Linked DNA regions of Homo sapiens: region 2 is linked to region 1. Evidence: read pairs that join two places in POLR2A ChIA-PET (ENCODE). Cell type or tissue: OCI-LY7. All regions are shown on one strand. Each heading gives the region's core, and the rest is flanking DNA. Links, peaks and the distances in the headings are about the cores only. Region 1 overlaps CCDC7 (coiled-coil domain containing 7). Region 2 has its middle 3.9 kb from the start of ITGB1.

Region 1 (4,405 bases), core at 144-4,143:
TTATTAAAACTCAATCTCAAACTAAGAACTTGGAGCCACCAAAACAGATAGTCTTTTCAGTACATATTAAAATTATGCACACTGCTGGAATCTTTTCAATTAAAATTAGGAGAAGTTTGTTCTTTGGTTCATGAGTCTGTATACAGTCATTCCTTGGTATACATAGGGATTAGTTCCAGGACCACCCCTTCACACACATATGCCAAAATCTGCACATAGTCAAGTCCTGTAGTTGGCCCTGTGGAACTTGTATATGAAAAGTGGGTCCTCTGTATATGTTGGGTTTTGCATCTCACAAATACTGTATTTTTAATCTATATTTGGTTGGAAAAAAAGCCACATATGAGTGGACCCACACAGTTCAAACTCATGTTGTTCAAGTATCAACTGTATTTCCTCCCAAAAATGAAACATGTAAATCCAAATATATCATTAATTATATTAAAGAAATCATTTTAAATCACATTCAGACCTTTCTGTTCTTAACAAAAGACTACACTCAAGGGAAACTATTTTATCAGAGAGAATAACTAACACAGGCTTTATTATACAATATAGACCTGGGGGAAAGGAAATATCCAACTCCAGCTGCTTTCTACCCTTCAACACGGGGAAGGGAAATACCCAGTTTCAGCCCCCTATAAACCTCCTGTTCACCTAAGGGCCTGGGATGTTGGGGAGAAAAACATAGGAGTCTCCTGTGAAGTGTAGACTCCTGAGGCACAGGCTTACTAAAAGACTGAGACCTAATTAGAGGATTATAGATTGCTTCTCCTCCCATGACATCTTATCACCACATTAATCAGGCTCCTGCATAATAATAGCAGATTACAGCTAAAATATCTGCAAGCCTCAGACCCTATCTAAAAGGAAACCAGAAACAGCAGTTTGGTGGGGGGGGGCAAAAATAATGACAATATTTTAGAAAATTTTATCATTTGATACCTACAATTTCAGCAAACAGAAAACACAGCCTAACTGCTAGCTAGGTAACCATATTACACTAAATGCTTACATACCTCAGTTCCTATTGTCCAATACATTATGTCTAGATTTCAACAACAACAACAAAAATTTCAAGTCATGCTAAAAGTAAAAAAAAAAAACATAGTCTGAAGAGACAGTTTAAGCATGAGCATCAAACTCAGATATGGCAGAATTTTTCAAATTATCATACCAGAAATTTAAAATAATTATGTCTAAGATATTAAGACCACTGATAGAAAAAGTGGACAACACGTAATAAGAAATAGATAATGTAAGCAGGAAGCTAGAAAAACTAAGAAAAAAAGGAAATGTTAGAAATAAAAAACATTGTAACAGAAATTAAGAATGCCTTTGATGTTCTTATCAGTATACTGGACACAGTCAAAAAAGAATAAGTGAGCTTGAAAACGTGTCATTAGAAACTTCTAAAATTGAAAAGAGAAAAAATAATAAAATAAACAGAATACCGAGATCTTTGGGAAAATTACAAAAGGTATAATACGTACATAATGAGAGTAACAGAAGGAGAAAAAGCAAACAAGAAAAGAGAAATATTTGAAATAATAATGGCTAAGAATTTTCGAAAATTAATGGTAGACATCAAACCACAGATCCTAGATGCTCAGAGAACATAAAAAATGGTCAATAGCAAAAATGTCTAGACCTAATCATATGCTATACTCAAACTACAGAAAATCAAAGACAAAAAGAAAATCTTGAGAGATAAAAGAGGTGGGAAAAACTTAAAATATTTAAAATATTCAAGTGTTGAAGAAAAATACAACCAACTAGAACCTGTATCCAGACAAATAATCCTTCAAAACTTAAAGAGATATAAAAACATTCTCAGAAAAAAAATGACATAATTTGTTGCCAGTATCCTTGCATTGGAAGAAAATATTTTTAAACATTCTTCAGAGAGAAGGAATATAATACATGTCAGAAACACAGGTCTACATAAAGAGAGAAAAAATATTAGACAAGGAATAAAAGTAAAAAACTCCAGGAATGGTGGCTCTTGCCTGTAGTCCCAGCATTTTGGGAGGCTAAAGCAGATGGATTGCTTGAGCTCAGGAGTTCAAGATCAGCCTGGGCAACATGGCAAAGACCTAGCTCTACAAAAAATACAAAAATTAGCCAGGCATGGTGGCATGTGCCTGTAGTCCCAGGTACTTGGAGGCTGAGGTGGGAAGATCACTTGAGCCCAGGAGGTCGAGGCTGTAGTGAACTGTGATCACACCATGACACTCTAGACTAGGCAACAAAGCAAGGCCCTGTCAAAAAAAAAAAAAAAAAAAAAGTGAAAGAAACCATTTTATATTCTTTTCTCTTAATTGATCTAACAGATACAGACTATTCATAATAATAATGGTAACAATGTTCTCCATGATTATAGCTTATATATAAGTGAAATAAATGACAGGAATCTTATGAGTGACAAAAGGCAGGAAATGGGAATTCTCTGAAATCAGAATACCTGCATTATCCATGAAGCGATATAGTGATATTTAAAAGTGGACTTGGATATTCTATAAATGTACATTGTAAATTCTAAGGAAACCACTATACAAAATTTTAGGAAATGTAATTGATATCCTGAGAAAGGAGAAGATATAGGATCATATTAAATATGTAATTAAAGCCAGAGAAGGCAGGAAAGGTGTGGAAGGTGAAAAAGAAACAAAGAACTAGGACAATAAAGAGAAAATAGCTACAAATACGGTTGATATTGAAGCAAATATGTCAATAATCACTTTAAATGTGAATGGTCTAAATATATCAATTCAAAGACAGAGGCTGTCAGAGTAGGTGAATAAAAAAATCTGACTATATGGTGTCTACCAGAAATTGGCTTTAAATATATGAAAATGATAAGATTAAAAGTAAAGTAACAGAGTAAGATATACCATGCTAACTAATCAAAGCAAAGCTGGAGAAACTATATTAATTTGAGACAATGTGGACTTCAGAGCAAGAAAAATGATCAGAGACATGGAGGGACATTACACAGTGATAAAAAGGTCATTATTCAAGAAAACATAGTAATACTTAATAAGTATGCACCTAACAACAGAGCAATAAAATTCATGAGGCAAAAACAGATGGGACTGCAAAGAAAACAGACAAATTCATTATATTTGCAGCCTTCAGTACCATCTAACTGTAATTCACAGCTACAACAGGCTGAAAATCACTAAGAATATAGTTGAACTTAGCACATCACCAATCAACTGGATCTAATTGATGCTTATAGATTATTCCATTCAAAAACAGCAGAATACACATTCTTCTCAAGCTTCTGTGGAACACTCAGTAAGACAGATCTTATTCTGGGCTATAAGACAAACCTTAACAAATTTAAAAGAACAAAAGTCACACAAAGTACAGTGTCATTCCATAATACATTTAAACTATATTACCCTAATACCAAAAGTAGATAAAGGTACTATAAGAAAAAAACTACAAACCAACATCTCTCATGAATAAAGATGCAAAAATCCTCAACAAATTGTTAGCAAATTGAATTCAACAATGTATAAAAAGAATTATATGCCACAACCAAATGGGGTTTATCCCAGGTACGCAACATTCATGCAATATTCAAAAATCAATTAATGTAATCCACCACATCAACAGACTAAAGAAAAAATTATATGATCAATAAGAAATGAAGAAACATCATTTGGCAAAATCTAAAGCCCATTTATGATTTTTAAAAACTATCAGCAAACTAAGAATAGTAGGAAACTTCCTCAATTTCATAAAGAATATCTGCAAAAAACAAATACCTAATATCTTAATCATGAGAAAACAGATGCTTTTTTTTCTAAGATAAGGAATAAATCAAGGACATCATTTCTCACCACATGTATTCTACATTGTACTGGAAGTCCTAACTAATGCAGTAAGACAAGAAAAGAGAATAAAATAAATATAAAATGAGTAAAATTGTTTTTGCTCAACAACAGCAAAAATCTAATAGGTCATTATAGCAAGGTTGCTAGATACAAGGTTAATATACAAAAGTCAACTGCTTTCCTATATACCAGCAAAGAACAAGTGATATTTCAAATTAAACACACAATACTATTCACATTATCACCAAAAAAATGAGGTAATTATAAACCTAACAAAATATGTATAAGAGATATATAAAGAAAACTAAACAATGAGAACACATGGACACAGGAAGGGGAACATCACACTCTGGGGACTGTTGTGGGGTGGGGGGAGCGGGGAGGGATAGCATTGGGAGATATACCTAATGCTAGATGACGAGTTAGTGGGGGCAGCGCACCAGCATGTCACATGTATACATATGTAACTAACCTGCACATTGTGCACATGTACCCTAAAACTTAAAGTATAATAATAAACTAAAATTAAAAAAATATTAACCACAAAAAAAGGAAAACTA
Region 2 (4,405 bases), core at 284-4,283, 220 kb before region 1:
GATTCTTGTGCCTCACCCTCCTAAGTAGCTGGGACTACTGGCACGAGTCACCACGGCCAACTAATTTTTTGTATTTTTAGTAGAGACAGGGTTTCACCATGTTGACCAGGCTGGTCTCAAACTCCTGACCTCAGGTGATCCATCCGCCTCAGCCTCCCAAAGTGCTGGAATTACAAGCGTGAGCCACTGCGCCCGGTCAAATGTGGATACTATCAAAATTACTTTGTTGACCAGCCTGGCCAACATGGCAAAAACCCATCTCTACTAAAAATACGAAAAAAAGCCAGGCATGGTGGTGGGCGCCTGTAATCCCAGCTGTTCGGGAGGCCGAGGCAGGAGAATCGTTTGAATCTGGGAGGCAGAGTGAGCCAAGATCGCGCCATTACACTCCAGCCTGGATGACAAGAGCAAGAATTCGTCTTTAAAAAAAAAAAAAAAAAAACTTCACAAAAAGGATTATGTACTGCAACGCATTGGGCATCTTGTTAAACTTGTCTAACTAATTTTTATTTAAAACTGATAATTATTCTATTCCTTAGATGTATTTGAATTTATTTAATCAGAGGATAATTGTTTAAATGTAAGAATGCAGTTCCATCTATTCTGTAAGCTAGAGATCACACATCAACAACATTTACTGGTGAAATTTCGAATGAAGTGCTTCATTTCCACAAGCCAGTGTTCTGACTATAAGAGAAAAATTGTGTAGTTGACGTTTTTGGCATGTGGAAGCCACTGGAAAATTATAGATAATGAAGGATGTTATTTTTATCATAAAAGGAGAAGGGTAATTAAGGACTTCAGTGTAAACTTAGCTAAATGAAGAAAATAGTCAGGAATACAAAAATATTAAAGAGTTTAACCATCAAAACTTTTCAGATTAAGATTATTTCATTCTAGTACAATAACACAAAATGCAAAATTCTTTCAACTTGAAACGTTACCCAACGGGCACCCATATGCAGTTCTAAATAGGGAATTCTTGTGATCATAGAGGAACAGTCTATGACATCAGCCAACAACAATGCAGAAATCTTAAAGTAGAAGCGTCACAGGACTTGTTCTTCCAAATGCTGCATGGCAAATATTATTAGGAAATATACTTAACATTTATTTATTTTTATTCTCAATGTAAGTAAAAATTTACAATGGTTTGGTTATGGTGATTTTTAGATATGATTTGAAGTCATTTAAGTCCTAATATGTAAATTGGAATTTGAAATTAAAAGTTCATTTCTCTTTGAAGTTTATCTTACCTTGAAAAGTAGACATAAACAGCACACTCTTTAGTTGTGCGGTTTGATCACGAAAGATTCTGCTTTTTCTGTTCTACCTCTTGCAGGTTAAATAACATGCAGTGAAAATCATGTCATAAGAAAATATTTGGAAGCACTATCTGATGTTTTAAATATTGTTTTTGATTAAACTAATCAATATACGACTCACAGTTCCAAGGCAACCACAATGACATTTGTTTAGGCAGGTAGTCTATAAAAGAACTAATCGTGTAAGTGCTTAAAATAGTTATTCTTAATGTTTTGTGGTTAAGATCTCATTCAAACCACAACAATGCAGATATATATGTGTAAGTAAAATTCTGTCTAGAATTTTAGGGGTTTCATGACATCCCATTCATAGGCATGAGGCAAGAACTCTGCCTAAGATAATATGTTGTGGGGATTAATTTGAGTGTTGTGCGGGAGGGCGGGAGGGAGTTGCAGGGGAGGTGTTCTTACTTAGCCCAAATGCCTTTTTTTAAGTGAAAGGTATCCTTCCTACTCCCTAATGAATCTGGCCTGAAATTGAGAAGTTCCTAACTTAAAATTGCAACTGCTAACTTTCCTCGAGATGCAGTTAAATGAGAAAATAAATAATATTTTTTAAAGTCACTAGCTTTAACGCATTGGCAACACGATCATTTCCTGTAGTGAGTGACCCTGGTTCCTAAAAATAACTCCAGTGCTATTCAATTGCTTATATTGGGCATTTTTTTTAATTCTTATTTGGGAAGGACATTCTCTTCCACAGCTGAAGAAACTCAGTGTTTGAAAAGAGCTGCCTAAAACACTGTTTCCCGTAGGCTGTTAAAAATGTTCAGCATCTGAATGCTGGTAAGGAATGCTCACACCCATTGGAGGCAATGCTGTGTGGACTTGAAAAGGAAAAAATGGGGCCCCTATATATGGAAAACAGGAAGCAGAACCAGTTGAGGAAGGCTTACTCATCTGTGACCCATATTCAAAGCCATAGTCCAGCCACTGTTAGTTACCTAGAAAAGGAAAAGACTGAATGGCTAGCCTAAGCTCTAAGGGACACATTGCAAATCAGGTCAGGCTGTTGTGCCATTTTCCACCTTATTTTCAAATAAGCAAAGAAATGAAGCCTCAGTACCGCCTGGTGGATACACTGATACATGCCATACCTAGTCAATTGCTGGTTGCCTGATAGCAAACTTAATTTTTTACAGTTCCTCTGGCAATACTCTGCTGTGAGTACTGAGGAGTGCTCACTAAATGGAAGCCCTCAAGCAAAAAAAAAAAAAAAAAAAAAAAAAAAAAAAGTTGCAAATTCAATACACTTCCAGTTTCTCTGCGTTATATGACTATTTGCATGTTATTTATACATATGGAGACTGAAAAAGGAGGAACTGGCAGGACTGTCTCACCCCTTCTTGTTTTTCAAAATGTCAATAATTCCCAGGGTTGCTTTACACCAATACACACAGATTCACATTTTTAGAGATGGGTCTCACTGTGTTGCCCAGGCTGGACTATGGTGGCATGATCATAGCTCCTGGGCTCAAGTGATCCTCCTGCCTCAGCCTCCTGAGCAGCTGGGACTACACACATGCACCACCACACCTGGCTAATTTTAGTCCTTATTTTTTAGTTGGGGCTGGGGGTCGGGGGCGGGGGTGGTCTCACTACGTTGTTCAGTCTGGTCTCGAACTCCTGGTCTCCAGCACTTCTCCCGCCTCAGCCTCCTGAGTAGCAGATTCACATTTTAAAACAGTGATTTTAGTTTCTCAGGGAAAGGAATGGAGTTATTTATGATTCAGAAGCACTTCTATGTTAGTATTATAGGATGTTATCAGAGACCTCTATTCCTTCCATCCCTATCCCTTCATCTTTTTCTTTTTTAATGTTTACAGAAGGAGTTACATTCAAAGTAACTGGAAGTGACGGATGAGAAAAATATATCTAGGTTAGTCTATAGAAACAGTCCTTAGAAAAGTGGCTGAAGTCTTACCTAGCCATTGTCAATCAATTTGCTCCAAAGCCATCACATACATTTATTATCCAATGGTATTTAAAATCCAAGTCCCATTTATCAGCCAGGGTACTGTTATTAAGAAAAAAAATAAGATTTTTTTCTTAATAAAATCTCCTAGTAGGGCATTTTCATCACATAGCAACTGCCTAATTCTTCATACTCACCCCCACGCTGCAACTCATTTTCCCCTTATTATCACCAATGTTGAAATTAGTCTTCACCTATAAACCTGGAACCTGATTTGCAATATATCCTTATGAATCCCCTTTGAATTTCTAAAATTATTCTTCTTATTCCTTATTATCTGGACACTCTTATTTATAGAGTGATCATATAAATTATCATCTATACTAGGACATACTTTTGAGAGTTAAAAGGGGTGCTAATTAATAATAATATAAGTCAAACTAATACAAACCTGGGCATCCAATAATGTCTTTCTTGCTGAACAACTTTGAAACTTTACTTTGCAAAATGTTAGATGAATAAAGATACATTTTGAAGAGCAAGTAGTAGTATCACCAGTGACAAAACTAAAGGAAACACCGACTTTAATTATTTGACATAATAATGACTTAAGAGATGGCAGAAGACAATTGATAATAATTGGGAGACAGTGTAGGTAAGGTATGGATTTATCTTGAACTCAAGATACTTATGATGTTCTATTAGGTTGGTGCACACAGCCATCTGGTCGACCTTAGACACGGGAAGGCAAGCACCCCCTGGTTGACCTTAGACATGGAAAGGTGAGAGCTATCTGGTTGACCTTACACATGGGAAGGCAAGACACATCTGGTAGACCTTGCACCAACCTAATATGATAAAAGTTGCAGTGTGGCTTGCACTATTCCTACTTATCAGGATTTCCTGTTTAGCACGTATGCTGACCAACCTTTGCTTAGAGTATTCATAAATTTCATAGCTCACTGTCCACCCATTATTTGTATGAAATCACAAGTAGACTCGTATTCTTGACCAATGACTGCAGTTTTTAGAGAACATGTTTCTTTAATTTCTTTTTCCTCAAAACTCATGACTTCTGTACACAAATTGCTACCTCACACATCAGTTTAGTCAAGTGCTCTAGCCCAGTCCTGGGAGAGCAAAAGGACCCATTTATTCATTTATC

What was found. ChIA-PET counts read pairs that join two places held together with the same protein. Peaks named below come from ENCODE experiments on the same cell type or tissue, not always from the same donor. Only the 100,000 strongest peaks of a DNase experiment are listed, where the experiment ranks them.
Region 2: POLR2A ChIA-PET joins it to region 1 with 6 read pairs; 2 of 35 experiments call an interaction of 5 or more read pairs at or near these places.

The regions. Positions count from the first base shown.
Region 1 is chr10:32,736,356-32,740,760 of GRCh38, reverse strand. All of the region lies in intron 29 of CCDC7 (coiled-coil domain containing 7), which reads right to left. Among named protein-coding and RNA genes, the nearest start is that of SNORA86, 160 kb to the left of the region's middle. In OCI-LY7, for the core only: no CTCF peak of the experiment used is centred there; no DNase peak of the experiment used is centred there.
Region 2 is chr10:32,959,907-32,964,311 of GRCh38, reverse strand. No RefSeq gene overlaps it. Among named protein-coding and RNA genes, the nearest start is that of ITGB1, 3.9 kb to the right of the region's middle. RefSeq lists an enhancer at 1-606. In OCI-LY7, for the core only: a CTCF peak has its summit at 2,412 (motif pointing left); DNase peaks (open chromatin) are centred at 1,983, 2,401 and 4,021; H3K4me3 peaks cover 3,305 bases; H3K27ac peaks cover 3,696 bases.